2 separate regions of the Homo sapiens genome follow, and region 1 is linked to region 2. A link is a loop called in an ENCODE intact Hi-C map of the cell type or tissue named here. Cell type or tissue: heart left ventricle. All regions are shown on one strand. Links, peaks and the distances in the headings refer to the core of each region. The heading gives the core; the rest is flanking DNA.

Region 1 (15,770 bases), core at 4,619-12,618, 51 kb before region 2:
CTGGGACTACAGGCACGTGCCACCATGCCTGGCTAATTTTTGTATTTTTAGTAGAGACAGGGTTTCACCATGTTGGCCAGGCTGGTCTCAAGCTCCTGACCTCAGGTGATTCACCTACCTTGGCCTCCCAAACTGCTGGGATTATAGCGTGAGCCACCACGCCTGGCCACTCCATATGCTACTATAATTATTTGGTGCTTATATGAGGGGAGGAGATGAATTTTTCTTTCTTTCTTTCTTTCTTCCTTCCTTTCTTTCTTTTTTTTTTTTTTTAAGATTTTTAAATTTTTGTTTATTCACATTGAGGAGAATCTAAATTCTTTTGAACTTATGTATAGATTTCACCATTTTATAGTAATAAATCAGTCCTCCTGTGTGTGTGTGTATGTGTGTGTGTATGTAAACCTCACCTTGCAATATTATTATTTTAAATAGCCACTTGCATCTTAAGGAAATTAAGAGGACAAAAGAAAAGCTGCTGTTTTGTATGTATCCACATATTTACCAGCTGCTTCCCTGCCGGCAGGTGCTCTGGTTCTGCACTGCCTGTTGTCCCTTGCCTGAAAATGGTTGCCTCCAATATTTTGCTCAGTTTTCTGATTGTTTACAGTGGCAGAGGAGGGTAGATCTGGTACCAGTTAGTAATTGCCAGAGGTGGAAGTCTGTGGATGAAATTTGTATAACATGGAACGTTAGTTCCACAGTTAATGCTACTCAATTGGAACCCATGGAAATTATTTTTTGGTGAAAAGGGCCCATGCGTTATGAAATTTGAGATCCAGAACAAAATGAAAAGTCTCTCATGTCTACTTCTTTCTACACAGACACCGCAACCATCCGATTTCTCAATCTTTTCCCCACCTTTCCCGCCTTTCTATTCCACAAAGCCGCCATTGTCATCCTGGCCCGTTCTCAATGAGCTGTTGGGCACACCTCCCAGACGGGGCGGCTGGCCGGGCAGAGGGGCTCCTCACTTCCCAGTAGGGGCGGCCGGGCAGAGGCGCCCATCACCTCCCGGACGGGGCGGCTGGCCGGGCGGGGGGGCTGACCCCCCCATCTCCCTCCCGGACGGGGTGGCTGGCCGGGCGGGGGGCCGACACCCCCACCTCCCTCCCGGACGGGGTGGCTGGCCGGGCAGGGGGCCGACCCCCCCACCTCCCTCCCGGACGGGGCGGCTGGCCGGGCGGGGGGCCGACACCCCCACCTCCCTCCCGGAGGGGGCGGCTGGCCGGGCGGGGGGCTGACCCCCCCACCTCCCTCCCGGACGGGGCGGCTGGCCGGGCAGAGGGGCTCCTCACTTCCCAGTAGGGGCGGCCGGGCAGAGGCGCCCCTCACCTCCCGGACGGGGCGGCTGGCCGGGCGGGGGGGCTGACCCCCCCCATCTCCCTCCCGGACGGGGCGGCTGGCCGGGCGGGGGGCCGACACCCCCACCTCCCTCCCAGACGGGGTGGCTGGCCGGGCAGGGGGCCGACCCCCCCACCTCCCTCCCGGACGGGGCGGCTGGCCGGGCGGGGGGCCGACACCCCCACCTCCCTCCCGGACGGGGTGGCTGGCCGGGCAGGGGGCCGACCCCCCCACCTCCCTCCCGGACGGGGCGGCTGGCCGGGCGGGGGGCCGACACCCCCACCTCCCTCCCGGACGGGGCGGCTGGCCGGGCAGAGGGGCTCCTCACTTCCCAGTAGGGGCGGCCGGGCAGAGGCGCCCCTCACCTCCCGGACGGGGTGGCTGGCCGGGCAGGGGGGCTGACACCCCCACCTCCCGGACGGGGCGGCTGGCCGGGCGGGGGGCTGACCCCCCCACCTCCCTCCCGGACGGGGCGGCTGGCCGGGCGGGGGGCCGACCCCCCCACCTCCCTCCCGGATGGGGCAGCTGGCCGGGCAGAGGGGCTCCTCACTTCCCAGTAGGGGCGGCCGGGCAGAGGCGCCCCTCACCTCCCAGACGGGGCGGCTGGCCGGGCGGAGGGCTGACCCCCCCACCTCCCTCCCGGACGGGGCGGCTGGCCGGGCGGGGGGCTGACCCCCCCACCTCCCTCCCGGACGGGGCGGCTGGCCGGGCAGAGGGGCTCCTCACTTCCCAGTAGGGGCGGCCGGGCAGAGGCGCCCCTCACCTCCCAGACGGGGCGGCTGGCCGGGCGGAGGGCTGACCCCCCCACCTCCCTCCCGGACGGGGCGGCTGGCCATGCGGGGGGCTGACCCCCCCACCTCCCTCCCGGATGGGGCGGCTGGCCGGGTGGGGGTGCTGACCCCCCCATCTCCCTCCCGGATGGGGTGGCTGGCCGGGCTGAGGGGCTCCTCACTTCCCAGTAGGGGCGGCCGGGCAGAGGCGCCCCTCACCTCCCGGACGGGGCGGCTGGCCGGGCGGGGGGCTGACCCCCCCACCTCCCTCCCGGACGGCACGGCTGGCCAGGCCGGGGGCTGAACCCCCCACCTCCCTCCCGGATGGGGCGGCTGGTCGGGCGGGGGGCTGACCCCCCCCACCTCCCTCCCGGACGGGGTGGCTGCCGGGCGGAGACGCTCCTCACTTCCCAGATGGGGTGGCTGCCGGGCGGAGAGGCTCCTCACTTCTCAGACGGGGCAGCTGCCGGGCGGAGGGGCTCCTCACTTCTCAGACGGGGCGGTTGCCAGGCAGAGGGTCTCCTCACTTCTCAGACGGGGCGGCCGGGCAGAGACGCTCCTCACCTCCCAGACGGGGTCTCGGCCGGGCAGAGGCGCTCCTCACATCCCAGATGGGGCGGCGGGGCAGAGGCGCTCCCCACATCTCAGACGATGGGCGGCCGGGCAGAGACGCTCCTCACTTCCTAGATGTGATGGCAGCTGGGAAGAGGCGCTCCTCACTTCCTAGATGGGATGGCGGCCGGGCGGAGACGCTCCTCACTTTCCAGACTGGGCAGCCAGGCAGAGGGGCTCCTCACATCCCAGACGATGGGCGGCCAGGCAGAGACACTCTTCACTTCCCAGACGGGGTGGCGGCTGGGCAGAGGCTGCAATCTCGGCACTTTGGGAGGCCAAGGCAGGCGGCTGGGAGGTGTAGGTTGTAGCGAGCCAAGATCACGCCACTGCACTCCAGCCTGGGCACCATTGAGCACTGAGTGAACGAGACTCCGTCTGCAATCCCGGCACCTCGGGAGGCTGAGGTTGGCGGATCACTCGCGGTTAGGGGCTGGAGACCGGCCCGGCCAACACAGCGAAACCCCGTCTCCACCAAAACCAGTCAGGCGTGGCGGCGCGTGCCTGCAATCGCAGGCATTCGGCAGACTGAGGCAGGAGTATCAGGCAGGGAGGTTGCAGTGAGCCGAGATGGCAGCAGTACAGTCCAGCTTCGGCTCCGCATGAGAGGGAGACCGTCGGGAGAGGGAGAGGGAGAGGGAGAGGGAGCCTTGGGATCCTGTTGATCTGTGACCTTACCCCCAACCCTGTGCTCCCTTCTTTCTTTCTTTCTTTTTCTTTCTTTCCTTCCTTCCTTCCTTCTTTCTTTCTTTCTTTCTTTCTTTCCTTTCTTTCTTCCTTCCTTCCTTCCTTCCTTCCTTCTTTCTTTCCTTCTTTCCTTCTCTCTCTCTCTCATTCTTTCTTTCTTCCTCTTTCTTTCTCAGAGTCTTGCTCTGTTGCCCAGGCTGGAATGCAGTCGAGTTGTTTTCTTGATGAATCCGTTTGTGTACCTGGGTGTTCCAGTTGAAGTGCTGTATTTACTTGCCCCTTCTATTTCTTTCCATGAAGGCGGCACACACTAGCTGTTTTTAGTTGGTCACCTTGGCCAACCCCCCTGAATTGTATATTTTAAATAAGGGAATTGTATGGTGTGTGAATTATAACTTAATAAGACTGTTATAAAATAAAAAGAAACTATCATAGAATAACAGTGTCCTTTCATATGTAGCATATCTGTATTGATGGGTGAAATAAAGCCTAGTAAAAGAGCCAGGGCTGGCAGTTCGTTCATTTATTCATTCAGCATATATTTAATAAGCATGTGTTATGACCAGATGTCATTCTAGGCACCAGAGATAAAACAAAGAACAACCAGATAAAAATTCCTTCGTATAGGGAGTATACCTCTGGGTGGGGTGGGGGAGGTAAAAGACAATGTTAGTAAGAAAAAAATACTGTGTTAGAATGTGTATTGTACTTTAGAAAAATAATGAGAACAAGGAAGTTTTAAAAAGTTAGGGAGTTACAATTTTAAGTACAGTGGTCAGATCAGGCATCACTGTGAAGATGACATTTAAGTAAAACTCTTAAAATCGGTGAGGGAGTGAGGTGTTAGGTATTTGAATCTGAGAACAGGCAGCGGGAATCAAAGGCCCTGTTAGGAAATGTGCTCAGCATGTTTGAGGCCACAGTAGACAAGTAAAAGATGAAGTCAGATGAGTAATGGGAAGCTGAATGCTAGAGCATCTTGGAGATAAGGATAGTTGGTAGAGTGAGATGAAACTTTCACTTTAATAAGATCATACTGACCACTGAATTCAGAGTAGATTGAAGGGGGAAAACAGCAAAAACAAAGGTAAGAAATTTATTGCCGTAATTGAGGTAAAAGTTGGAACCTGAAATAGAGTGGTAGTAGTAGAGCTGTTAAGATGTAGTCAGATTCTGGTACATGTACATATATATTCGAAGAATTGGCAGCTGAATATGAAGCTTGAGAAAAAGAGAGGAGTCAAAGATACACTAAAATTTCTGGACTGAGCAACTTAAAAGATGAACTTATTACATGTGAAGTGCTTAGATTATAATAAATACTGAGAAAACACTTATCTTGCTGGATCCACTTTAATATGTCCTATAATACTAGAAAAATCAGTGATATGTTCAAAGTACGGGGCAGTATATAATTTACATTTCTTTTTCCTTGCTCTGTCACCGAGGCTAGAGTGCAGTGGCATGATCCTAGCTCACTGCAGCCTCAAGTTCCTGGTCTCAAGCAATCCTCCACCTCAGCCTCCCAAGTAGCTAAAACTACAGGCATGTGCCACCACACCCAACTAATTTTTTAAATTGTTGGTAAAGATGGGGGTCTCACTACCTTTCTGGTCTGGAACTCCCAGCCTCAAGCAATCCTCCCACGTCAACCTCCCAAACTGTTGAGAAGACATATGTGAGCCCCCATGCCTGTTATTTGCTACGTTTTAAACTGACAGCCTCTGCATAGAATTTTATTCTGGTAATTTTAATCAAACAATACATACAAATGACTGTAACACATTACTGCACGAAGTATCACACATATGGTACACTTCATTTGGGTGTTGTAGATAACAGCGATGGCAGTAGTAAACAGAATGCCCTCAGGGATTCTGCTGAAGCAAACTGGCATTCCCTCTTTTTCTGTATAGCCCCCAAAAGAGCATCTTCAGTGTTGAATATACACTAGTCTTCACAGTAGAGTTTAACCCAAAGGAAGTGTAACCATAGTATCTATAAAAAGAGTTTCTATCCTTCCCCATTACCTGCCTTCCCTAATCCTAGAGGGCTGTCCAGAGCAGGCAGATCTCAGATGGGGCTCTGAAGGCAGGATAATGTGATTGTGAGAAAGAGCAGGAGAGAATACAAATGTGAAGGCAAGCCAATAATCAATAACAGCCTGAGGAACGTCAGGTTTTCTGAAAACACCAACATCAGATTTCCTAAGACAGTTGCAAACTTAGTTAGCTATATTATCTGCCATAACTGATATATACATTTAAAAAAAATAAAGTACAATTAAAAACATTTTCAAGACATAATAACTGCAAAGGCTAGAGAACTTTGTAACTGTTGCATGAAATATTTAAACTTGAAATCTTATGTTGACCCATATATAATACCATGAAAATATATTTTATGTTAACAAATGAATCAAAAAATATCAGCACATTGGTTACTATCATAGAAATATTTTTGATTGACAGTGTTGGCTATTTCTGAGATTGTAGGGTTGCAAAATATATTTATTTAGATTTTCCTTCAATACTGTTTTGTGTTCTTGAATGAATTGAAAAAGACCCTCAGTAGTGTCAGTAGCCATCACTTACCACAATAAGTTGGTATAATGACAACTATATTTGCTGTAAACATTTTTGCACAGTTGAACTCAAGTGCCTATATTTATTCTAACTCAAGAAAGTGGCCAGGCACGGTGGCTCATGCCTGTAATCCCAGCACTTTGGGAGGCCGAGGCAGGCAGATCACGAGGTCAGGAGATCGAGACCATCCTGGCTAACACAGTGAAACCCCGTCTCTACCAAAAAAAATACAAAAAATTAGCCGGGCATGGTGGCGTGTGCCTGTAGTCCCAGCTACTTGGGAGGCTGAGGCAGGAGAATCGCTTGAACCCGAGAGGCGGAGGCTGCAGTGAGCTGAGATCGTGCCACTGTACTACAGCCCGGGTGCCAGAGCAAGACTCCATCTCAAAAAAGAAAGCACAGAAGTACTGTTCCAAAGTTACTGTATTATTTACTAGAAATAAGAAAATATAGGCCGAAACAAGAAAATGTACACCTATTCATTCTTCTCTCTTATGTGATCTAAAATTATTTAAATAACCAATTTCCCAGAGCCTTAAACAATATGTGGTCTTGCTTTCATAGTTCTCATCTTGTCAATAGCCTTGCATCGTAGATATATGAACAGCTACTCTGTTCAAGTGCTAAAGGATGTAGGATAAGCCTGGTCTTCTGCTAAATTCTCCTGACAATATTATTGTGTGGTCCTAAGACTAATTCCTTGCTCCTATTATAGGAATCTGGCATTGATTTTTTAGCATCTGCAATTCTGTTAAGAGAAATTTACATATATAGTATAGTACAACATAATTTATAGTGATTCAGAGCCAATTAACATTTACTAAGTACCAGACACTATACTAGGTATTTTACCTCTTCTCTCCTTTTACATACTGAGAGTGGACACTAAACCTTATGTTTCTCTTAAGAATATAACAATGTCATCTATGAAAGCAGAGTCCACAGTAGAAGCCCAGAAAAAATTTTCTCAGATGAAAATAATTAATGCTTTCCTATGGATGATATAAAGCATAGCTCAGTTGCCTAAGCAATAAACTATGTAGTCAAACACGCTATAAGCTACACATGGTTAACTGGATCAAATCAAACTCCTTATCTAAATCTCCATACACTAAAAAATGAATACAAAACATTAAAATATAGCATAATTATTTTGTGACCTACACAGTATCTAGGAAGCTAATAAATACATTAGTATTTATCAACAGTGAAGGATAGAGCCACTGTACAGCACAGGACAGCACAAACACGTATGTAGTCTCTTCTCAGCACTCCTAATATGCCAAAAAAATTAAAAACATAGAAAACATTAAAATCATTAAGATGCTCTTCAGGTTTATCTAACAGCTTGGAATAAACTCTATCCTGTAATGTGAATTGCCTCTTCAGGTTAACACCATCTTAACAGATTAAGTGTTTAAATTCTCTTTCTCTGCAAAATTGGTAACACTTTGTTCGTCAGCACCTTTGTTCTACAAACTGACACCAAACTACAAATATTCTTCTGCGTGTTAATTATATTATACATACAAACATTATACATACTCATTTGTATGGAAATAAAAGCATATCTAAAGATAGGAATGTAAACTGAAACTTCATTAATAAAATCTTACTAAGTTTAATAGTATCAGAGTTTTAAAATGTTTGCCAGATACAGGAACCAAAATTTGGAACCCAATATAAAAATAACAAATAGGAACCTAGCCAATTGTAGTACTGGAAACAAAACAGATTCTATAAAATTACTGTACGGTTAAGAAGGCAAACAATCTAAGGAATTCACACTCTATTTTCAAAGCCGAAAACATTCCATGCAGGAAAAAAATAACCGGTTACAGAAATTTGGACTCTGCTAGAAAGGAATTATCTAGTCAGCCCTACGTTTCATTTGCAAACTCATATAATCTGATGTAAGAATGAAAAAATGGCAAATATTTGCAAAAATGATGTGGTTAAAAAATGCAGCAAATATTTTTTATACTATTGGTGTTAATTCTAAAAATAATCCATCATATAGCAATGATAATCTTGTTAAATGGGAATATTTTCCAGGCTCAGCTGTTTACAAGTCTTAAGTGCACTGTCATCAGATTCTAAGGGGTGGCAGACAATGAATGAACATGTGTTTATGAGTTCCGATTAGGAACTATATTAATATCTACATTATTTCACATGAAATTTTAAACTATTTACTATTTCTCCCGTCCAAAATAAAGGCAAACTTTATAGACTGAGCACTACAAAATTTCGAGTTGGTGAAATCTAAAGTAGTAAGATTCAGTATTATGTTTTAAGTGACAATTTCATGTTCTCCAAAAAGAATACCAGGATCACCACTTTCCAATCATGCATGCACACACACACACACACACACACACACACCCCAATTATGGTACATATGAATAAATGCTGTCTTGAAGGACTTGAAGCTTTCAATGCAAATGTATATATTTCTTTTGAGTTCACTGTTTTATAACTACAACTTAAAAAATTCGTCACCCAGAACCATTCTACAAATGTCCAGTTCCTCCTAGAAACTGGTCATTGTTGAACAGATTCAAAAACAGAAATTTAGATCATCTATAAAATTCATTTTATTTTTCAATTCCAATGACAACCACTGTTTTTAAATCTACTTTTCAGAATAAAATGTCAGTAGCATTTATTATTATTATTATTATTATTATTATTTTGGGATAGAGTTTCATTCTTGTTGCCCAGGTTGGAGTGCAGTAATGCAGTCTTGGCTCACTGCAACCTTCGCCTCCCGGGTACAAACAAACGATTCTCCTGCCTCAGCCCCCTGAGTAGCTGGGATTACAGGCACCCACCACCACGCCCGGCTAATTTTTTATATTTTTAGTAAAGACAGGTTTTCATCATGTTGGCCAGGCTTGTCTCGAACTACTGACCTCAGATGACCCACCCGCTTCGGCCTCCCAAAGTGCTGGGATTACAAGTGTGAACCACCGCACCTGGCCACATTCATTATTATACTAAATTAAAAGATCCAAGTTACCTGAGTCTGGACCTTACTGTGGTAGGTTCTGCCTCACTCAGTAACACCAGCAGTAACTCAGGAGTTTCTATAGAGCTTCTAAACAGGGGTTGCCAGTATAAAAGTCCAAGATACCACAAAGGTCCACATACACGTTCAAATTTTCAGAAAGTCTGGCCGTGGTAGATGAAAACTGATTAACAGTATTTATTATAGTTCACTGTGTGGCGAATAGACTGTTAGAGAGAATACCTATTATGAGGACTATAGATGTGGTTGTTTGTATAAGGAAGTATTTAGTGGCTGCTTCTGTGGAACAGTTGAAATTTGTTGAGATTATGCTACTTTAGAGTAGAAATTATTAGTCCTCTCATAGTTGTTGGAAGTCTTGATTCATATTTCTATATATCAAATTGCTTGAGGAAATGGGAACTTTTCCTTTCACTATCTTTCAAAAATGAGGTTTATAGGTGAAAATGGAAAGAGATAACTGGTAATGAAAAAAGCTGAAAACTATTGCTCAAAGATCATTAAAAATAGCAGAGGGGGGAAAAAGCTTTATTAAAAATTTAATGAAAACTAGAAATGAAAGTGGAAGAGGACTCCAGGTAGAGAGCCCAAGATACAACCCGGGCATTACTGTAGCTCAGAGCTTTACCCAAGAGGGCTTCCTAATGCTCAAAGACTCTTCCTAGAGCTTAAATTCCACCAAGATAAACTCTAATTCATCGAAATGTTCCCTATAGAAGATATGTCTGACTCTACAGTCTTTACAAACTGGCATAATTCTAGTTACATTTATAACGAGACCTCTTAATTCAATCATCTCTGCTTTGCCTCCTCGGACAGCCTCTTAACGGGCCTCTCTACATTTATTCTTACTTTTATTTGACCCGCTCTTCACAGAGCAGGGAAGACTGCATAAACAAAAACATAAATCCAGTCACACCACTTCTCTGTTCTTAACATCTTCCTTAACAGCTTCCATGCACTCTTAGGAAAAAGCTCCAACCCTTACATTTTCTGTAAGGTTCAGAATAATGAAGCCTACTCTCCCCCAACCCAATCTACTTCAGCTACTCTGCTTTCTTTTCCAGTTCTCCCAGAGCTCTTCTCTACCATCAGGTTTTTGCACCTGCTGTTCCCTTCTGTAGAATGTTTTTCCTTCCTTGTCTGCCTGGAAACTCCAATCCTTCACTTCTCAGCTTAAAAGTGACTTCCTCAGGAAAACTCTGCTTTTTATCAATCTTCCACTCCCCACACACCTCTGGCCCCTATCATTTGGTGATTCTTTCACCATACTTTATTTCATAGTTGCAATGAAGTAATCGTTTAATATCTTTTTCCAACCCTATACTGCAAGTTCCATGAAGGTGTGATTGTGTCTTATCTACTGCTGTTTCCTTGGTGCCAAGTATAGGGCAGGAAATAAGGAATCAAAAGGAATAGATTTTTATAATGGGCTCTTGCACAAGGTAATGAGAATTAGTCTATCTCATGCAAAATGATGACTCTATCAACAACCCATGCTATAACACAAGTCATCTTGAGAGCCTAACAAATGAAGTAGCTGATGAAGCAATATTTTTCACAATCTTTTCATTCCCAAATACTCTAAATCTTCAACTAGACTTCTAGGCTAGGGACATGTAGCTAGGTTCCTTGAAAATATTTATGGAATTCATTGTGGCAGTTAAGTTTCCTGGATAAAAATATACTGAGGACCTCAACCAAAGCCAAGCAACCTTCAAATTAATGAGTCATTATAAGAAATTGTCATCAAAAAGCCACCCAAGAAGAAGTAATAAGAAATTCAACCAGTGTTGTCTTGAATATAGTTCAGGCAATTCATTCTAGTTCAGATAAAACAAATGCTTGATGGATGGGATAAAGACAGGCAAAAAATAATAAGATTTTAGGAGCTGTTAAATGAGATTTCCCAAGATGATTATGACTTTGGAAAGTTTTAGTATCAAGAAATTCCTGATTAAGGTGGTTGTTTCAAAAATCTTTGGAAGCTAAGATTCATCTAAAATAGAATATAGCCATTTGAAATTTGGTACAGGTTTGTAAGCTACACAACATACTGATTCTTTTATCTGAGGTCATAGCCAATTCTTAAGTAAATTTCATGCAGGACATTAAGGTTTCTGTGGGCCAAAAAGCCTCATAATTTAAATATCTAATATGAGAACCTTTTTTTAAAAAAACAGGATACTTATTTTCCAGAAACCTTCAACTTGATAAATAACAGAGAAAAGCAAAAATATGAATCAAAATAAATAATTTAACCTGATATTAAGAAACTTAATGAAAATAAGAAGCAAATTAACTTTATTTTCTATCCTCTCACCTATCAACCCAAGACTTTCAATAAGTAAAACTTAAAGGACGGTAATCCATTATCATCTCACTTGTGTTCTCTACATTACTCTTTTGGTGGTAGGGGTGGGGAACACGTGTATGCATGTGTACAGTGGTAGAAGGGGGGAAACTAACATTGTATGTGTCTGCTATGTCATGAGCCTACAAACAGTACACATGTTTTTATTAGATTCAGTCCTCACAACGAATCCATTCAAAGATACAACTCACAGTGGTGAAATGACTGGCCAGAGGTTAGCCAGCTAGCACGTGGCAGAGGCAGGGATACCAAGAGTCCTTTCCATAACATCACACTGACTAAGTTTTCCTGGTTCTGTCGAAAATATTAATTGTTCATTTGGCATAATGTTTCTAGTTCTTTTCTATTATTTCATCCAAATGAATTTTCCTTCTCATTTACTATGAAAGATTTTGTTAGCCTTCACATCTTGCCCTACTGCTTATAAACTAAGGAAAGGCAGGTTCCTCCACACAGAACAGCTCTCTCCTCTATCACTTTCTATATGAAACTTTCAATAAGACATATCGTGTTTATCTCAAGCCCACCATAGCTGAGGAGGAATCGCTTGCTTTCCCCTATAATTCCCAGTGCCCAGCATTCTCACAACTAGGAGGTTCTTGAGAATCTCCTCATTTATACAATATGAAGTAAAAGCCAATTTAAACTTTTAAATGGTAACTTAATTCAATGCTGAATATCAAAATAATCAACTGTTAAAAATTTAAATGATTGTTTTGATATATTCTTGTACTAGCAACACTTATTAAACTTTCTCATCATGGTACCCCTATATAGCAGGGGGAAATGAACACATCCCACAGCAGCTAAAACACGTGAGAGAGTTCATGCAGGTCTTGCATTTTATCTTAGAGATTCAGGTAAATTTTGGATTTTATTCTATTTGATAATCTTTTGTTTTTAAACTTTTAAGTTTGGGGTACATGTGCAGGTTTGTTCCATAAGTAAGCTTGCGTCATGGGGGCTTGTTTTACAGATTATTTTATCATCCAGGTATTAAGCCTGGTATCCATTAGTTATTTTTCCTGATCCTCTCCCACCTCCCACCCTCCCAAAAGCCCCAGTGTGTGTTGTTCCCCTCTATATGTCCATGTGTTTTCATAATTTAGCTCCTATTTATATGTGAAAACATGCAGTATTTGGTTTTCTGTTCCTGCATTAATTAGTTTGCTAAAGATAAGGGCTTCCAGCTCCATCCATGTCCCTGCAAAGAACATCTCATTCTTTTTCATGGCTGCATAGTATTCCATGGTATACATGTCCAAAACTTTCTTTATCCAGTCTATCACTGATGGGCATTTAAGGTGATTCTAAGTCTTTGCTATTGAATAGCGGTGCAATGAACATACACATGCTTATGTCTTTATGACAGAATAATTTATATTCCTTTGGGTATATATCCAGTAATAGGATTGCTGGGTTGAATGGTATTTCTGTCTTTAGGTCTTTGAGGAATTGCCACACTGTCTTCCACAATGGCTGAACTGACTTACACTCCCACAAACAGTGTATACGGTTTCTTTTTCTCCACAACCTCACCAGCATCTGAATAACCTTGTTTTTAATTTTCCCCCTTTACACCACATTTTCCTCCTAAACATTAGCAATTTAGAAATATCCCATGTTTATTTCATGCTGTCTCAGCACTCCTCAGGTACTCCTGGGGATGTGAGATCTTATTCTTTGAAAATAATGGTAGTATGGTCTTTAACACAGCACTATGAAGTGGTAAACTGTGAATAATAATGTTTTAAATTGATATAAAACATTTCAATAATTTATAAATTTTAAAAATGTTATTATAGGCCGGGTGCAGTAGCTCACACCTGTAATCCCAGCACTTTGGGAGGCCGAGCCAGGCGGATCACCTGGGGTCAGGAGTTCGAGACCAGCCTGGCCAACATGTAGAAACCCCATCTCTACTAAAAATACAAAATTAGCTGGGCATGGTGGCGCATGCCTGTAATCCCAGCTACTCAGGAGGCTGGGACAGGAGAATTGCTTGAACCCGGGAGGTGGAGATTGCGGTGAGCCGAGATCACACCACTGCACTCCAGCCTGGGCAACAAGAGCAAAACTCTGTCTCAAAAAAAAAAAAAAGTTATTATAGCTCGTGTTCCAATCTTATAAAAATAAAAAAAATCAGCATTTCAGCAGTATTTCCTTTACTAAGGAAAGGGAAGTAACGTTTATGTACTTTTATTTTTGGAACTTTGAAACTGAACTCACCTTATTTGTCAAATTTATATATGTGCTATTAATTGTTCAGTCTTTCTGCTCTATTCCAATTTCAGAAAACAGGTACTTAAAAAAAGCATTTTATTTTTGTTGTTAGAAATTACAAACTGTAGGAACCATTGCAAAAGGTGAAAATTACCTTGTTTATCTATAACAGAGTATGAGGCCAAAAATCCGCGTCCAGAAACATGGATTCCACTCATGAACAGCAATGTGATTTCATTGCCTTTTGATTCAATTGAATGGTTCATTTGCAACCCCAGACCACAGTATTTGCCTAGGAATGAAAGAAAAGCAGATTATTTGGGATGACTCTCATGAAGTCAATAATATTTGCAATGTAGATAACAGAAGCAGAATAATATACCAAGCTGGCTGTTAAATTAGTATGGAATAATGACTAAAATGTTTAATGATTACCAATCATATTGCTCTGGAGGAAAAAAATGACAAGTAATGTCTATTCAAATGATTCAAAAGGAAAAGCAGTACATGCATCACTGAACTTATAGAGATTAATTTCCTGTGAAAGACATGTATACTCTTTCAAAACAATAATGAGGGACTAAAAAAAAAATTAACAAAATATTTCATCCAGGCAGGTGGCTCACAAATGAATTGATGATTAATTAGTAGTATTCTTAAAGTGCTTCCCTCAAACCCCTTAGATTCCAGCCTCAGGTCATCCCTCAAGCCTTTTTTTGGACCTACTCAATTTTACTTCTGAGGGTTGTTGGATTTCTAGTTAATCTCTTTAGGTGATCATATCTGATCCCATGGCTTTAACTATGATCTGACAACTCACAAGCTTAACCTTCCATCCACAGCTTTTTCCTTGAATGTCAGATGCATATATAAAACTGTGTGCCTAAATTTCATCCTTTAATGTCTATCACAGAGGTGCCTCATCTTTTGGTCTCCCTGGGCCACAGTGGAAAAAGAATTGTCTTGGGCCACACATAAAATGCATTAACACTAATGACAGCTTTTGGGCACGATCAATCAACCAATAAACAAACAAACATAAATAAATCACAAAAAAATCTCATGTTTTAAGAAAGTTTATAAATTTCTGTTGGGCCGCATTCAAAGCTGTCCTGGGCCGCATGTGGCCTGCAGGCCACAGGTTGGACAAGCTTGGTCTATCAGATATATAAAAAATAACATATCCTCAGTACAGATCTAAGATACTAAGATAAAAAGAAAGAAGAAGAAAAATTAAAGCAAGACACACACTAATAAATAATAAAAACTGATTTTCTTATGTGCTTGGTAACTTGTGTAAGAAAGCCTGAATAAGGACTTCCAAAAATGTTTTAAGCTATGGCAACATCACTTGAATAAGAGTAATGTGGACCTCCAAGGATATCATTTTCAAGGATGATACTTTATCTTATGAGTAGTGAATTCTAAGGAATTGACAAATAAAACAAAACAAAACCTCTCTAGAACTAGTAAAGAAACTTAGCTAAGTCACAGGATCCATATACAAAAATCAACTGCATTTCCATATATGCTAGTGCAATCTGAAATGAAATTTTTAAAACTCCATCCATAATAGCATCAAAAAAGTTAAAAAACTTAGGAATAAAATTGCTTTAAAAAGTTCAAAATCAGCATACCTCAAAATAATAAGAACTATTTATGACAAACCCACAGCCAATATCATACTGAATGGGCAAAAACTGGAAGCATTCCCTTTGAAAACCTGCACAAGACAAGGATGCCCTCTCTCACCACTCCTATTAACATAGTACTGGAAGTTCTGGTCAGGGAAATCAGGCAAGAGAAAGAAATAAAGGGTATTCAAACAGGAAGTGAGGAAGTAAAATTGTCTTTGTTTGCAGATGACATGACTGTATATTTAGAAAACCCCATTGTCTCAGCCCAAAATCTCCTTAAGCTGATAGACAACTTCAGCAAAGTCTCAGGATACAAAATCAACGTGAAAAAATCACAAGCATTCCTATACACCAATAACAGACAGAGAGCCAAATCATGAGAGAACTCCCATTCACAATTGCTACAAAGAGAATAAAATACCTAGGAATACAACTTACAAGGGATGTGAAGGACCTCTTCAAGGAGAACTACAAAGCACTGCTCAAGGAAATAAGAGCGGATACAAA
Region 2 (15,770 bases), core at 7,693-15,692:
AGGAGAAGTAAAATTAAAGATTTGAAAAAATGACCTTTATATATTGGCAGCAGCATTATTTGCTCCAGAAATTTATTCAGCAGCTAAATACAGAAACTTAGTTAACAACATGTTTGTAAAAATGAAATATTTGCATTCTTTATCATAAAGTTTGTATTTTGTTTTTACTGAGCACCCAGAAGGAAAAATTAATGTTCATTTAGGAGTTTCAGCAGCTGCTCCAACTGTACTGTTCAGCATTCCATAACAATAAGATTCAAATAAATCTCTTTCTAGTAGGATGATGAATATATGCTTTTAAAATAACAGCATTTTGTCCTTCAAAACAGTTATTTACAAATCACCTTTTGGAACAGTACAGCACTTACACAAAAACTATATTAAAAGTGACACTGCTGAGTTCTAAACTCAATATGGACACAGAGGGCTGTAATAGAACTTTCTACTATGTTGATTATTTTTAAGAACAAATGTAGTGCTAATATTTGCTAGAAAAGATGAAAACTTTCAAAAGCCTATGAATAAGAATTTCATGTAGTTTTTAGTAAGTGGTGGATGCTAAATAAATGTTTATTAATTGAATAAGGAAACTGTACATTAATCTATGAAAAAGTAATTTCAAATTAGTCTCAAAGCTAACTTTAATGATGGAACAACTTTGTACCTAAATTCTTATGATAATACTTAAAAATCGTATCCTTGGCTGATAAAGAAATTTTATTGTTGAATCCATATTAGTATTGCTCCTTAGTCTACTTTTAAAGGTCAGTACTAGAAATCTGGCTTTCTGAACAAGTATCTCTCACACAAAGCTTAGTTTTTAATCAACATTAAATTTTAGCTATCTTCTATACTTGCTTTCATTTCATACACAAGAACTAGGCATAGCAACTCAGTAACACAAAAATATATAAGGGCAGAATGTAATAAACGTGGATTTCTGTGCAATATATCCACTGGTCTTTTGCAAATATAAAATGTAGGATGTTACACAGTCCATAAAAAAAAAAAACCACAAATTTCCCCTGAAACTGGCATGAAAATACCTTGAATATCTCTGCTGGATATCAGCTAAATTAAAAACATAGGGATATAAAAAAATCTACTGTGAAAATAAATGAATTGTAAGATAAATAACTCTTAAACAATCACTAACATTTTTCCTCAGAGGAAAAAACTACCACCCTAAGACAGAGTTCCTAACATTATAAAACTAGTCTGAAATGCCCTTACTACTGAAAAGATGAAAACATTCTTCCTGTAGGTGGTTCAATCTTCATAAAATAACCACTGAATAAACAAAGTAACTCAAAATATAAATGCACGTTCTTTAGTAAATAGAAAACAAAGGCAGCTTTTAAGGTGATTGAAAGTGTAGATGAATTTCAGAAACTCAAGTATTTTCTATTAACAGCTGAATCTACGACTTTGTAGTGGCAGATTGTCACACTTAAGGTATTCCCTGTAGGCTATTATTCAACTTACGGTTGTCATTTAAAAATGATTTTTACAAAGAGTACACGCAGAGTGTTAGGAGTAATTTTTAGGTGTCTTATGCTCATGTTTGATTCTCAATAAATACACGAACATTTACTGCCCTTTCCAACATGAAGGATAATTTCTACAAAAGTTAACAAAAGAAATACTAACTGATGAAAAACAGGACTTTTGCATGCATGCTGATGAAGAAAATAATTACAGAGTTGTCTTTTTTCATAACCTTGTGTAGGGGGAGGGCAGGAACAGTCCACAAGTAACGTGCCAAGAATGTTCTAAAATATGTGATGGAGTTCAGAGCTTCCTCCTCTTGCAAGCAAGATGATATGCACCAGAAACTAAAGTTAACAACAGGTCTCCAATCTACAGCAATGAACAAATTTGAATGCTTTGTATCTCAAAAAATATTTGACAAGTTTAACCTGACTGGATAAATAGCTTAACTAAGCACCTACTGCTATGAAATATATGTTCAGAATACTCCAGTTCAAAAGGGAAGGCTAGACATATACATATTTTTTTTGCTTATTCCAAAAGAAATACCGTTTACATCGTGACCCTATACACTCTCGCATGCACGCTCATGACCCACTAAAGTATTTCATGACCCCCTAATGTGTCCCCAACTGCAATCTGAAAAACACTGTGCTAGGTATGCAAAGGTCTTAACATTGAATTTGCAAATCAAGGAAAGACCTCGTTCTCATTTTCACCCCTAAATTAGAAATGTGTTTCCAGTTTATTTTTACAGTTCTTAAAAGTAAAGCCTATTCCACCAAGATACTTAAAATACGACAAAATATTTAAAAGTAGAACTAAAATTGGGAAAACATTCTTGATCAACCAATTATGTAATACACTTAGAGCAGTGATTCTCAAAAGGTGGGTTGCAGGGCAGAGGAGAAGAGGACCCCACAGAAGCAATTTTACCTCCCATTTGGCAGTGTCTTGAGACAATTTTGGTTGTCACAACTGGAGGGGGAGGGGTGTTATTGGCATCTAGTAGGTAAAGGCCAGAAAAGCTGCTAAAACATCTTATCATGCACAGGAGGTCCCTCAGAACAAAGAATGATCAACCTTAAAAGTGAATAGTGCTGAGGTTAAGTGCTGACTTAGAGTTAAAGCTAGAAAATCTCAGAAAAAAGATCTGGTTTAGCTCTTGGCTGGGTTCCATTTGGCCCAAAGGGTAATGCTGTTCTATTCACTAAGAGACTGGTTTTCCCCCAAAGATCAGCAGTTATACTAAAGAGTTTTATGTTCCGACTTTCCAATTTTTAAAAAAAGTAAAAGGAATGTTTTATTTTTCTTTAACATAAAGAAATGCTTTTTATTAGTCTACAGACCTCAAATGATATATATTTTTTCTGGGTCAGGAGCTCTTAACATTAGGAGGGAAAGGAGCTAACAGTAATCATCTGTGACTGCTATTAATTCTGAGTAGCTTTGTACACTGGGAAGAATAATGATCTGTGACCAGGCTACACCACCTACTATTATTCCTGCTCATAAGGCAGAATTGACAAAAAGAGTAAAACTACTCTTGGAAAAAACAACATTCAGAGCACCAATCCATACATTCTCACCAACTCCAACTTCACTAACTTTCTCCTTCTCCAAACTCCATCAGCACTATCACTGACAGGTTCTCTTTTTCATCTTCCTCCTCGACATGTTCTCCACCAGACTATAACTGATCAAAAAGGGTAGAAGCCTGTTAACCTAATTTTTGAATTTTAATTTTATTTCAGCTAAGAATAAACACTGGAATTTGATCTTAATGATTCTTTGGCTGCACATTTATCTAGGGAATTACTCATAGAACATGTGTTCACTTCCTCTGAAGAGTGTAAGGTCAGATGTGTTAAGCCAGATACAAATTTTGATATTATTACAGGAAAACCCCCCCCCTTTTTTTTTTTTTTTTACTACTTATCCCTAGAAAAAAGAGAAAGAAAATTAAACGTATTTAAATGATAATGAATTATTGCAACAAAGAATGCATGCTTTTTTAGGCTACTCTAATTAAACTCCAAATCAAGTGTGTTTTTTGTTTAAGTATGTGCTTGTGATGCTGATTCCATATGACTTTCCAGCCACCCCCAGATTTTAGCCATATCACTACTGATAAATTGTATTAATTATATTCTTATATATGCATTACTGAATTTTAATAATATGAACATTGTGATTTCCAAAATTATTTCCTTTAACAGCAAATGCAGGATACACTTGCACAAATATGCCAAAAATGGAGAGCAAAGGTTTAAACTTTTCCAGTGAGTTTTCAAGGTTTTTTTTGGTGAACTGGTGAGTCTGACTATACTTGCTCTAAATAACTGTCACTTTGGTCACATAATATATCTGCGAGATCTTAAAATGAGAAAGCATGGAGCTTTTACGAAACAGAAAAGTGTTCAGAAGAGTAAGTTGCAACTGTTAACTAACGTATCTGATTTCATTTGGTTACAATAAAGTTTTTATTATTTGGTACTGTGAATTTTTAGACCAGAAGTACTATATCAACCTTGTAATTGTGAGGTTTGTTAAGTTGCATCACTACAAATCTCAGATAATTCAAATACTACTCTAATTTCACTTAATTTTTTAATGTCCTCTTTAGCCCTGGTAATTTTCCTTGTTCTGAAGTTTTGTCTGAAATTAATACAGTGACTCCAGTCTTCTTTAGTGTTCACAAGGTATATCTTTCTCCATCCCTACAGTTTTTAAATTGTGGTAAAACATATATAACATAAATTTAGTATTTAAAATATATTTCACTTTTTAAAGCAGTTTTAGGTTCATAATAAAACTGAATAGAAAGAACAGATATTTGTCATATATCCCTTGCCCCTACACTTGCATAGCCTCCTTCATTATTAACATTCCTGACTAAACTGATACATTTGTTACAATTGATGAACCTACACTGACACATTGTTATCACCCTGAGTCCACAGTTCATATTAGGGTTCACTCCTGGTGTACATTCTATAGGTCTGGACAAATATATGACATGTACCCACCACTATAGTATCACACAGAGTAGTTTCACTGCCCTAAAAATCCCATGTTCCACCTGCTCATCTCTACCTCCCCCAAAACCCTGGTAACCACTGATCTTTTTCGGGTCTCCCTAGTTTTGCCTTTTCCAGAGCATCAAACAGTTGGAATCACATAGTTGGTAGCCTTTTCGGATTGGCTGCTTTCATTTAGTAGAATGTATTTAAATTTCCTCCATGGTTTTTTGTGGCTTGATAGCTCATTTATTTAATTTTTAAAATACTGCATAAGATGCACATGCATTCAGAGTCCAAAGAGGGTCAATGTGACCATTTTTTTAAAAAGACATTGCCCCCAGCTTCATTCTTTTTAAGCTCAAACTCATCTCTGCATGTGTGATAATCTACAAAACTGAATAACATGAAGGAATGTGAGCTATATATAAATCCTCTTCAACTCCACCATGCACATACTCTACCTAGAATGCAATGGTTATACACACTGGAGTCATACAATCAATTTAAATGTCCTATCTACCACTCACTATGACCTTGAAAAGGTTACTTATTGCTGCTAAATCACAGTTTTGCCAGGGGTAAAATGGGAATATTAACAATTCAAGCTACCAAGGTTAAGATTTAAACGACATACCATACGAAAACAACTGGTGTCAAGGTCCTAAGCCATAACAATGTGCTCAATAAATATTTGTGAGTACTATTATTGTCATAAAAGATCAGAACAGCTTTTGCCCATTGTTTATTGACCCAGTACACTTGGCTACAATCTGGCGAAAGTTAAGAGAACAATGGCACATTATTTTAGGAAATTTAAATTTATAGCATGCTTTAAAGCTTCTAGTGTCTTGTAGAAAGTATAAATTTATGAGAAAGTAATGCTCACTAATCAACCCAATGACCTCTACTGCAGTTCAGTAACTCACTCTCAGGACCACAACCTGGACTTTATTTTTGCCATTATTGGAAACTACTCCCAACTCTGAAATCTTAAAAACTTTAACATCTCGCTCTTCTGGTTACAGTCTCCTGACCTCTCAGCTCTCTTACACCCACTGCATACTTTCTGTGAACTGGATTTCTCTCTTCTCTCTCCATCTGTTAAGCTGATCCTGGCCTCACTTCTTTCTCTACCTAGTCTGGGCCTCACGTCCAATACATTAACTACACTCTTTCTGATATCTTCGCTTTCTAGCCACTGTATTCTTCTTGAGCATATATCTGCCTGGCAAAAGCTCCACCCTAGATCATTAAATAATTTCTCTTTGTCAAAGAGTTGAGCACTATAGAAAGAGAAAAAACTCACAAAACCCAGGAGATGAGTGTCATCAGATAGTAATGGGTTCCAGCCTCAGATGGGCACTCAAAGCCTCTCAGTTTTCTCTTATTTGGTGGTACTCAAAGTCAAGTCAATGTTAGAATCACTTACAGGCTAATTAAAGGTTCTCAGGCTCCTATTTCCACCTCCCTGGATTCTAACAAGTATGTCAGAAAGATGACCTGAAACTTGGAAATAGGGTAAAAAAAAAGTGTGCAGCACATCCTTTAAATGTCATAAAAAGCAAAAGCCACTCAAAGTTATAGGGCAAAATAATTACCACCTGCTATTTAATGCTGATTAAAGGTTGCAGTCTTGGTTACATGTTAACTTACAGATTGTTTGGTAAAGATGCACATAATTTTTCTATAGTTGAAAAAATAACCTATAGGTAAAAGTTTAAGGCTTTGTTGGCCATTAATCAGTTTTGGCCATCTAATGCAGCTATCATATCCTAACATTGCCTATAAACACCTAGCTTCTCAAATACTCTATGGACAGTTTTAACATTTTACTGATTCCCTCATTAATGAATGAGTTGAACAAAATATTTGGTGTGTTTATCTTATATTTGCAAGACAACTGATTTTGCCTTTTTTGCAAATTATAACCTGTAATTGTAGTTCTTCAGTGGGGCCTTGGATCTGCAGTTTTACAAGCTTTAAAACACTAAGGGTAACAACTAAAAACACACAAAACCTCCTTCTACATGGTGTCCCCTCACCACCCCCCATCTACCACCTTTTTCTCACTTTTTCCTTCTTGTACATAGATTTCTTTAGTTGCCTATACTTGATGTCTTCTTTGCCTCCTTTTCTAATGTCAATGCACTGCAATTCACGTTCAAGACTGTTGCGGGTTGAATTGTGTCCCTCAAAAAGACACATGTTCAAGTCCTAATTTTTGGTACCTACAAATGTGACCTTATCTGGAAACTGGATTTTGCAAATGTAATCAAGTTAAAATGAAGTCATTCTGGAGTTAGGGTGGGCCCTAATCCAACAACTGGTGTTTTCTAAGAGGAGGAAAGTTTAGACAGAGATGCAGGGAGAACCACATGTAACCACAGAGGCAGAGACTGGAGTGATATATTAAAAGCCAAGCAATGCTAAGAGTTGCAATCACCAAAAAGCTAGAAAGAGATAAGGATCCTACCTTAGAGTCTTAGGAAAGAGCATGGCCCTCTGCACACCCTGCTGTCAGAATTCTAGCCTCCATAACTGTGAGACAATAAATTTAAGTCAGTTAAGCTTGTGGTACTTTGTTACAGCTGCCCTAGGAAACACACAGATCTACATATCCAATGAAACTCTTCACTAAAGCAGTCAGTTTCTGAGCTGCCAAAAGCCAATGGAGAATTTTCCATCCTTATCTTTTGTTACCTTCTACAGCATCTGGCATTGCTGGCACTTCCTTCTCTTGCTTCCTTCTCCCTTACTTCATATCTCCCCTCCCTCCTTCTTAAATCTCTCCTCCCATGTCTTAATTCCTTTAACCCTCCAACTGCATCTCGCAGACCTTAACTGTATGTAACCTTGTTACTACCAGCTGTTGATGTTGCTATTCTTCAGAGTTCTTTCCCCACTCTGTATTCTATGTGGGCAATCTACTCCTTGACTTCAGTTGTCACTAAATGGAGAAAGCTCCAAAGTCTTCAATCTTATCTATATACATACTAAGCACTTTTGCTCAGAAGTTCCACTTCATTTGAAACTCCACATGTCCTACGCATTCAATGAACAACCTCCACATGTCCAGCAGTGTGCTACTAGGTATTAGGAACAACAGTAAAAATGTCAGACAAGACCCCTGTCCTTACAGAGTTTACAATATAGGGAGTAAGACAAACACAGAGAGTCATTCCAGGGATGATGAGTACTACAGGGAAGTAATGAGTGCTTCAGTGTGAGTGTGAGAATGTGTGTGTGTGTGTGCATGTGTGACAGAGGGAGAGGGAGAAGGAGAGAGGGAGAGGGAGGGAGAGAGAGAGAGAGAGAAAGAAAGAAAAAAGCAAGCAAGCAAGCAAGCAGTTAGCTAGGTAGAAATCCTGGTGAATGAGAGAAGTGGAATGCAGGAAGAGGAAGAAGATTCCAGAAAGAAAAATCTCAATATTAAACTGACTTGGCTCTCTCAAATTTAACTAATCATTATATTTTATACTTTTTATCTCCTTAGCAGTTCTAAATTTAGTCCCTCTGAACAAGTGCAGGCCCTTGCAAAGTTCTCTAATAGGTTTCCCCACTTTCTATCTTTTCTCCCTCTAATCCACTGTCCACACTTCAGCCAGAGTTTCTTAAATACTAACTGGGTCATGTAGGTCCCTTATTTAGAAATCCTTTAACTGTTTTCCACTGATGATACAACGAAGTTCAAATGCTTCAGCCAGGATACAAAGGCTATCATAATCTGGCCCCTGATTCCCTTTCTGGTCTCATCTCTTCACTTTTCCCACAACCTCTTTGTTCCACAGTCCTGAACTATAGGTGACTCCCCACATGCTCCACGCTCTCACCTCTGTGCCACTGCACTTAACATTCCACTCTGCCAAGAATAACGTCCCTCCTCCTTTTATCCACCTAGCAAATACCTACTCAATGTTATTTTCTTTGTGAAACCTTTCTGAAGCTCCTGGTGTTTCTCCCTATTTCCATAATAATATCTTTCTGTACTTAATATGCTTAATTATGCATATTTATGTCAGGTTACCATACCAACCTATAAAATTTGGTTAGAAAGGCAATGCATTCTACTCACCTTTATAAGCATACACACAGAAATAAAACATACAAGGCTCTTAGCACATGCTGTTGAATGAGAAATAAGCCTAAACTAATGTTATGGTAGACAACTAACACATTAGAAAGTACATAGGCTTTGGAGTCCAACAGACTTAGATTCAAATTCTAGACATGCCAGTTTTCAAGATCCTGGACACTTAACTGCCACAAGCTTACATACCCTAACCAGTATACTGGTGAGGATGCAACTACCTCACGGATGAGGATACCACCACCCATCTCCCAAGATAAATGTAAAGGTTCAGTAAGAACTTCTTTAAAATACAGTGGTCTCTTTATAAATGTAACACTCTTTCTCCTAGAAGAGGATGCCTCTGTTTATCTAGTACCCTGCCTTATCCTTCTCTGGAAGGTGCTCTGCAGTTTCCCAACAGTTTTAATATGACCTCATGCCCCCTGGTTATTTGACTGGTCCAAGGGTGGGTACTGAATCACACTGGGTCAATGTGAGGGCCAACTCACCCTTTCCTGGACCTTGTACAATAGGGAAAATACAGAATTTCTCCGTGTTAAAACCGTAAGCCTTCGGGATTGCCAGCAGCCATGATTCCTTCCACAAAGAGAAAGCCAGACTGAAACAAGAGGGAAGAACTAAGCTGAGTCCTTGGTTCCTGAAGTCTAGCTGCATTCCTGCCTTCCCCTCTCAATCCTCCCAATAGTTTCTCCTTCTACCTTAATCAGATATGGATTTCTGTTCTCTATAACCTCAAAAGTCCTAACTAAAACACTCTTCCTCCATGCATGCAAAAGAATGTCCACCTCACATCCAGACCTATAAAGCTGGCTTTTAGGATGCCAAGAGTAGACAGAAACAAAGGTATATCAGGAAAGAAGAGATAAAATGATCTGAGATGGTGGGGATCAAAAAACACTGAAGCACACCAACAGGCAGAAGGCTGAAGAGGCAGAGCAAAGGTCAAAAAGGAGAGCACAGAACTCACATTAAGATTTGGGTGGGCTGGAGACAGTCATGCCTTTCTGCCACATTCCTCTATTGCATGCTCTGACTCCTCTCACTGAGCTGGGGGTGGAACAATAATTGGGGATAAAGGGAAGAGGGATGGAAAAGTGAGTCTTAGTGGAACGGAAACATATAAAAATGGAAATTTTAACTGCAGAGTAAAATGAAACAAAATTTTCTTTGACATATTGATTCATTCATTGAACAAAAATTTACTTGCTACCCAGATTCAATCCCAGCCCTCGTTACAGTCTAAAAAGAAAGATGAGTTACATATTTTAAAATATTTAGAGTAGTAACTGGATGTCAAGTTCAACAAGGCTATTATTTAAATCCAGGTATGTCCAAGTCCAAAGCCTCCAGATTTTCAAAGACCACTGTAGTAAGAAAAAAAAAAAAAAGAAACCAATAATAAAGATAGGCAAAGCTGCTTGGTTTTTCAAACTAAAACAAAAACCAAAACAAACAAAAATCTGACAGTGTAAATGACAGTTTCAGTAAAGCAGAAACAAAACCCTTGCTTTTTTATTGCAAGGGTTAAAAAATAAATTAACAATTTAACAAATATCTGCTGTGTGCCAGTCACTAAGAAAATATACAGCACAAATGTAGATTACCATTTAGAAAGCTCGTCACTGAAAAAAGCAGAGATACAAGGTACCACAAAGCAATGAAAAAAGAGATATGTAAAAGCCAGTGGCATTTTGAGCATGTTTCCAGATATAAAGTAAAAGTGCCATCAAAGTGTAAAGCATGCCAAAACAAAATTCACATTCCCCAATGTAGCAGTGCTCTGATAAAGAGGAAGAGGACAAGGTTTCAGTCAGGAGGAAGTCATACTGTGCAAGGATTAGGAGCAGGGCAGGAGTTCGGCTGTACAAATCAGCTTTACAAAGTGAGATAGTCTGCTAAGCAGTAATCCCCACTTGGGACTTGATTAGCCAGACCTCATTTGTGGCAGATCTAATCACGATGACCACATGACTTAATCTTGTAACTATGAGCTATCCAGAACCAGAGAAAGCAGAGAATGGGGATTATCACATGGGCCCAAGTTTGGGAACTGTCCAAGATCACGGAAAGAGCATTGTTGAGATGATGGATTTGGGGTGCCTGAGTTGAGAAGAGATAACCAAACCTAGTGACAGACAAATGAACCAGGTGAAAGAGGAAGCACCTGAGGCTAATGTCAGGCCTAACATCGCAGATACAAACTCCTCAGTCTGCCCCTCAATGGGAAGTCCTCCACAATACGTTCCAGCCTCCATTTCTCATTACTTTTCTATTACACCAGATTAGTGAAGCTACCTGAATGCTCCCCAGCAACATCCACTGGCAAGAAAAAGGAGACAGGCAACTACGAGAACAAAAACTAGGGGGACTTTTATAATATTGGAGATGCCTATTGAAGTCAGAAGCTGAAAGCATGCAAAGGAGAAAGTGTGCCCAAATTGCTGGCACTGATTTAGGCTGTCACGGTTGTTAAGGATGACCCATCTGAGGGGAGCAGAGCTTTCTAAGAAGTAGGCATGTCTATTTTCAGAATTTCAGCTTGAAGGATTCCTCTCATAGTCAAGGGTGTGCAGCAAAGGAGTCTTCCTCCTGGGAAGAGGTGGGACTGGGAAAGGCTGGGAAGACTGTTAGGCTCTGAGCAAACAGGTAGTAAGGGTCAAGACATGGCTCTGTTCCCGGCTCCTGAACTGACCACTAATTTACGGGGATTAGGCAAAGGACAACAGCATGAAGTGCATGCCGGTGCCAAGGGATGAACCAAATAATGTGCTCAGGGTAGCAGATTAACTCTAGAAATGGGGTTCTTAATTCACATAATTTGAATGACAGACACTATGATAAGTATTAGAAATAAGAAAATGAATAAAACTCTCTCCGCTGGCAGGAATAAATACTTAGAATACAGTGTGGAATGTATTATCCGGAGATGAGTGTGTGGGGACTGTTCGAGAACTCTTCATAAAGGGATGATACCCAAGAAGGGTTTTGAAGGCTGATCGAGAGTTTACCGAGAAGACAAGGAAAGTAAGAGCATTTCAAGTAGAGGAAACTGCATATATGAAGAGGTTAGTATAGGGAACAAGGCAAAATGGCATGAAATTATATCTTAGAAGAATAAAATTAGCTCAGTCTCATATCTGAACTATACAGTGTGAGAAATGCTGGCATTAGATTAAGTCAGAGTGAAAGGGAGGGACCAGACTGTGAAAAAAATTACTTACATGATACGCAAAGGAGTTTGGACGGTATCTTACAGATGATAAAGGGGCTGCTGGCAACACTATGGAAGTCATTAACACAGCTCCAAGAGGAAAATGCCCCAGCATGTGGTACCATGCCTGGCCCACAGTAACCAACCAACGTTTTTCCAATAACTGGGCAGACACAGGGCATGAGTTCAAGAAGCAAACAGTGGAGCATGACCAGAATGAGTTTTGCTACTCATTCTAAAAGGGTGGGCTTTCACACTCCCACTTTCCTGACTCCCCAGGTTATAATCTTATGATCTTACTCTTCAAATATCTGCTGTTCCTTGTGGACAAGAAACCTACCAAACTTCAAAGCTTACCAATCTAAAACCACTTTATCAGTGAGGCGTCTCCTACTTCTCCAGGAGTTGTGAGCTTTTTCTGCCTTATACAACCTTCTTATAACCTTCCTTGATTATTATTATAGTAGGCGTCTCCTGCTTCTCCAGGAGTGGTGAGTTCTCTCTGCCTTACATAACCTTCTGATATCCTTCCTTGGTTATTATTATATATATTCCAACTTGAATTACTTTCTCAAATAGACTGTAGGTTCTCTGAAGACAATAACAATGTTTTACTCTTCTCTGAATGTCTCAGGACTATACTGAGGTACATGCACACTCTCTTGAGAGTTCACAGTTGGTACCCCTTCATACTGATAGTTCTTAATGAGAGAATGATAAAGAGTGCCAATACCTTCTCTTTGATCCCAGGCAATTCAGTTTTGAAGGCAAGGTTGCACACACCCTACTCAACAAAAGCCTTGCAGGGAATTCTGGGCCACTCTCCTTAAAAAGCAGTTGAGGGAACGTGCATCTTGGGATTCTCCCATAATTCAAGCAGCAAATCAAAGTTTTTCTTTCAATTACACACCCATCAGGGTGCACGTTCAGCTGGTGAATGATGTTTTAGTAGCCCTTGGAAATCATGAGTATCTCATCAGCTTCAGTGGGTACTGCACTGGCACTCATTAGATACTAGTTTATTTGAATATCTGTATTTTCTGTCCTCATAGGTTGTACTAATTTAACCCAAATAATGAACTGAAAAATTAGCCTGATATTTGTTTCTAAACTAACATTTTGAACTGAAATACTTTCTCAAAGATTTTTCTCCAGAATGAAGAATTCAATTAAATACAATAACAGCTCTGAACAATACAGTAATTACTTTATAAATACTGAATGTCTTATGATAAAATTTTGCATTTTGAAATTTTTGTTTTACTGTATTTTGTAGGTATGCTTATGTGTGCTAAATTAGCCTATAAGTTAATTTTACATGAACACACTATTAAAATTACAACTACAAAAGATTATGCAGGTATGTGAATATGTAATAGAAAGGAAAGTTAAAAATTATAAGTCGATGGATTAGAAGACAGAAATGTGGATAATCATCTACGTTTTTAGTTTTGAGTAATAATCATTGTTATCCATACAATATTTAAAAATAAATACAAAGTCCTATGGCCGTAAGGTTGTTATAAAGAAAACCGAATCCAGGAGCCACATCAGAAAAATTGCCAAATTGTCTCACTTCATATTTCAACAATCACACTTAGCAAATATCACTATCTTTATGAAGCTTTTCCTCATCCTTCTACTGTTGGGTCATCATTCCATATCCTTCCAAATATATCAAGAAGTGGAAGCAGAAACTGTCTACTTGTATGCATTCAATTAATGTCCAACATTACTACCTGAGCTTCACTTCCCAGTGTCACTTTGCTAAGTGTAGTCCTAAATTTAAATTCTACTCCTATGTAAATCTAGCCCTTTCCCACATACATGATCTATTAACTTTTGGAAATTAATTTGTCATTTTAATTCTACTACTGGTATTTTACTTATGCCAATTCCACCATTTTAAGATATTTTTACATGTTTGTCTTTAAAATGAGGCTCAGATGTTCAAATGGAATTATCAACTATCCCCAGGGAAAATAATATGTTCTTTTTGTTTCTAACACTGAGAAATCTACCTATAATTTACCTGCAATCTTAGAATCAATTTTTCATTTACAAGTTTCAAAAATGTGCTGTTTCAATCTGATCATTCACACGTGTGGATTGTGTGCTGCTTCTAATTTTCATTTTGTAAAATTAATTAGAAATATAGCAGAAAAGGATGCTTTGATTTATTTGCTTCTGAACAAAACTGGATAAGAGCCCCAATGTTTTATCAGACAAAGAAAAGACAATGGAAATTTCTAAATTAACCTAATGTCAATGTGAAAAATAATTACAAATGTTTATTTGCAGAGAGAAATAAGTTTTTATTTTCTGGCAACTCACAAATATTGTTCAAAAATATTTCCCTGCATCACAAGCAAATAAAGGCATTCCTTGACAGAATATAAACTTTTTCACATATTGGTTCCAAATATGTTCAAATAACTGAAACATCCTTTTTAAGAATGAACCTGATTTGTTTCACAGATTAAATTAGCAAAGAAAAACTAATATCTTCACAACATGTTATATATTAATAGGCCCAAACAAATCAGGCTTAATGGTTTTTAAGAATTAATTCCCTGATATTTTACCATGTTCAAATTACATTCTAACCAAGAAAGTAGGCAAGCCTTCCAGGATACAAATGAGGAAGCTGAGCTCCTGATATGAAGTAACCCAAATTCCTACAGTCATAATGGAAACCAGAGACCTAAAATCATAGTAAACCATCAACTTCCAATAAATTTAATACAATAGCAAATATGCTACCAGCATAAGTTTCACCAATTTAATTTTTTTGAGAGGTACATTTTACAGAAAAAAAGTCTTCAATAAAAAAGATTTCGAAGACCAACTTCTTGATATCCAACTTAGAACTCTACACAAATACAAGCCATATGTGAAACATCAACATAATAAATAGAGGTAAACAGAATATATTTATAAATTTATAAGTGAAACAGAACTGGTTAAAATACATCTGTTGTGAAAAGTCGGTAAGTTTTCAAACTAATGATACATTTTATTCGGAGCCAAATAAAAAGAAAGGTCATTGTGAACAGAAAATCTATTGAGGAATAGCTATGTATGACATTAATTGGAATGAAGGTAATATATTCTGCTATTTCAAAATGATGTCAGAAAGAAAAAAGACACTGAAGCACATTTCTACCTCTCCATACTAGATGCATTTCTACCTTCAGTTGTCAAATAAAGAAAAAAAATCTATCAAAGAAACCTTTTTTGCAGTTTAATTTTTATTCTGACTATATGCGAATTACAGAAAATTTAGAAAAGTATAAAGAAATGTCCCACAATTTTACCACCAAAAGACAACAACTGTCAACAGTTTATTTCCTTCCAGTCTTAAGACTTCTTATAGAGTAAAAACTCTACCTTGTAGCTGAACATTACAACATGTACAAATCCCATTAAAAATTCTAAAGGTGTTTTAAACAGACTTCTTTTCAGGTTATGTGAGGGAATATCAGTAGACCCTAAAGAACATCTGTTAGACTGGGAAGACTGGCTTAAAAGGAATTCCACCACGGGCTGCTTTAGGGTCCTTTGAGTAAAAAATTTAATTTTTAAAAATGAGAAAATTCAAATCTCAAATAATTGTGAGTTTTCAGATGATGTATACCTAATTAGCTCTTAATTTATCAACTTAGTAAGATCGAGATTAGTAATAATCATTTATAGCTATTTTAAGCTTTTCCCTTTGCAAAATTCCTGCATACTATCATTTCATTTATATTAAGCTATGAGATAGGTATGCATGCTCACCTTAATGATGTAGAAAACTGAGGTACAAAGAGATTAAATATTAAATGATTTAGCAAAATTTACCCAAGCAATTTAGAAGAACTAAAAAAAAAAAAAGTCTTTTAATTATCAGAATCATTTCTATTTATGTTGATGTTTACATAAGATGACACTGTTAAAGAGAAATGTATTTGTT

What was found. Hi-C counts contacts between places; a loop is a spot of excess contacts. Peaks named below come from ENCODE experiments on the same cell type or tissue, not always from the same donor. Only the 100,000 strongest peaks of a DNase experiment are listed, where the experiment ranks them.
Region 1: a loop joins it to region 2, with 2.1 times the contacts of the local background. A loop is called at or near these places in 6 of 110 quality-filtered maps.

What each region holds. Positions count from the first base shown.
Region 1 is chr3:98,835,681-98,851,450 of GRCh38, forward strand. It overlaps DCBLD2 (discoidin, CUB and LCCL domain containing 2), which reads right to left. Exons shown (of 16, transcript NM_080927.4): 3 at 13,781-13,918. Among named protein-coding and RNA genes, the nearest start is that of DCBLD2, 58 kb to the right of the region's middle. In heart left ventricle, for the core only: no CTCF peak of the experiment used is centred there; no DNase peak of the experiment used is centred there.
Region 2 is chr3:98,883,405-98,899,174 of GRCh38, forward strand. The region is part of intron 1 of DCBLD2 (discoidin, CUB and LCCL domain containing 2); the gene reads right to left. Among named protein-coding and RNA genes, the nearest start is that of DCBLD2, 10 kb to the right of the region's middle. In heart left ventricle, for the core only: no CTCF peak of the experiment used is centred there; no DNase peak of the experiment used is centred there; H3K4me3 peaks cover 1,130 bases; H3K27ac peaks cover 802 bases.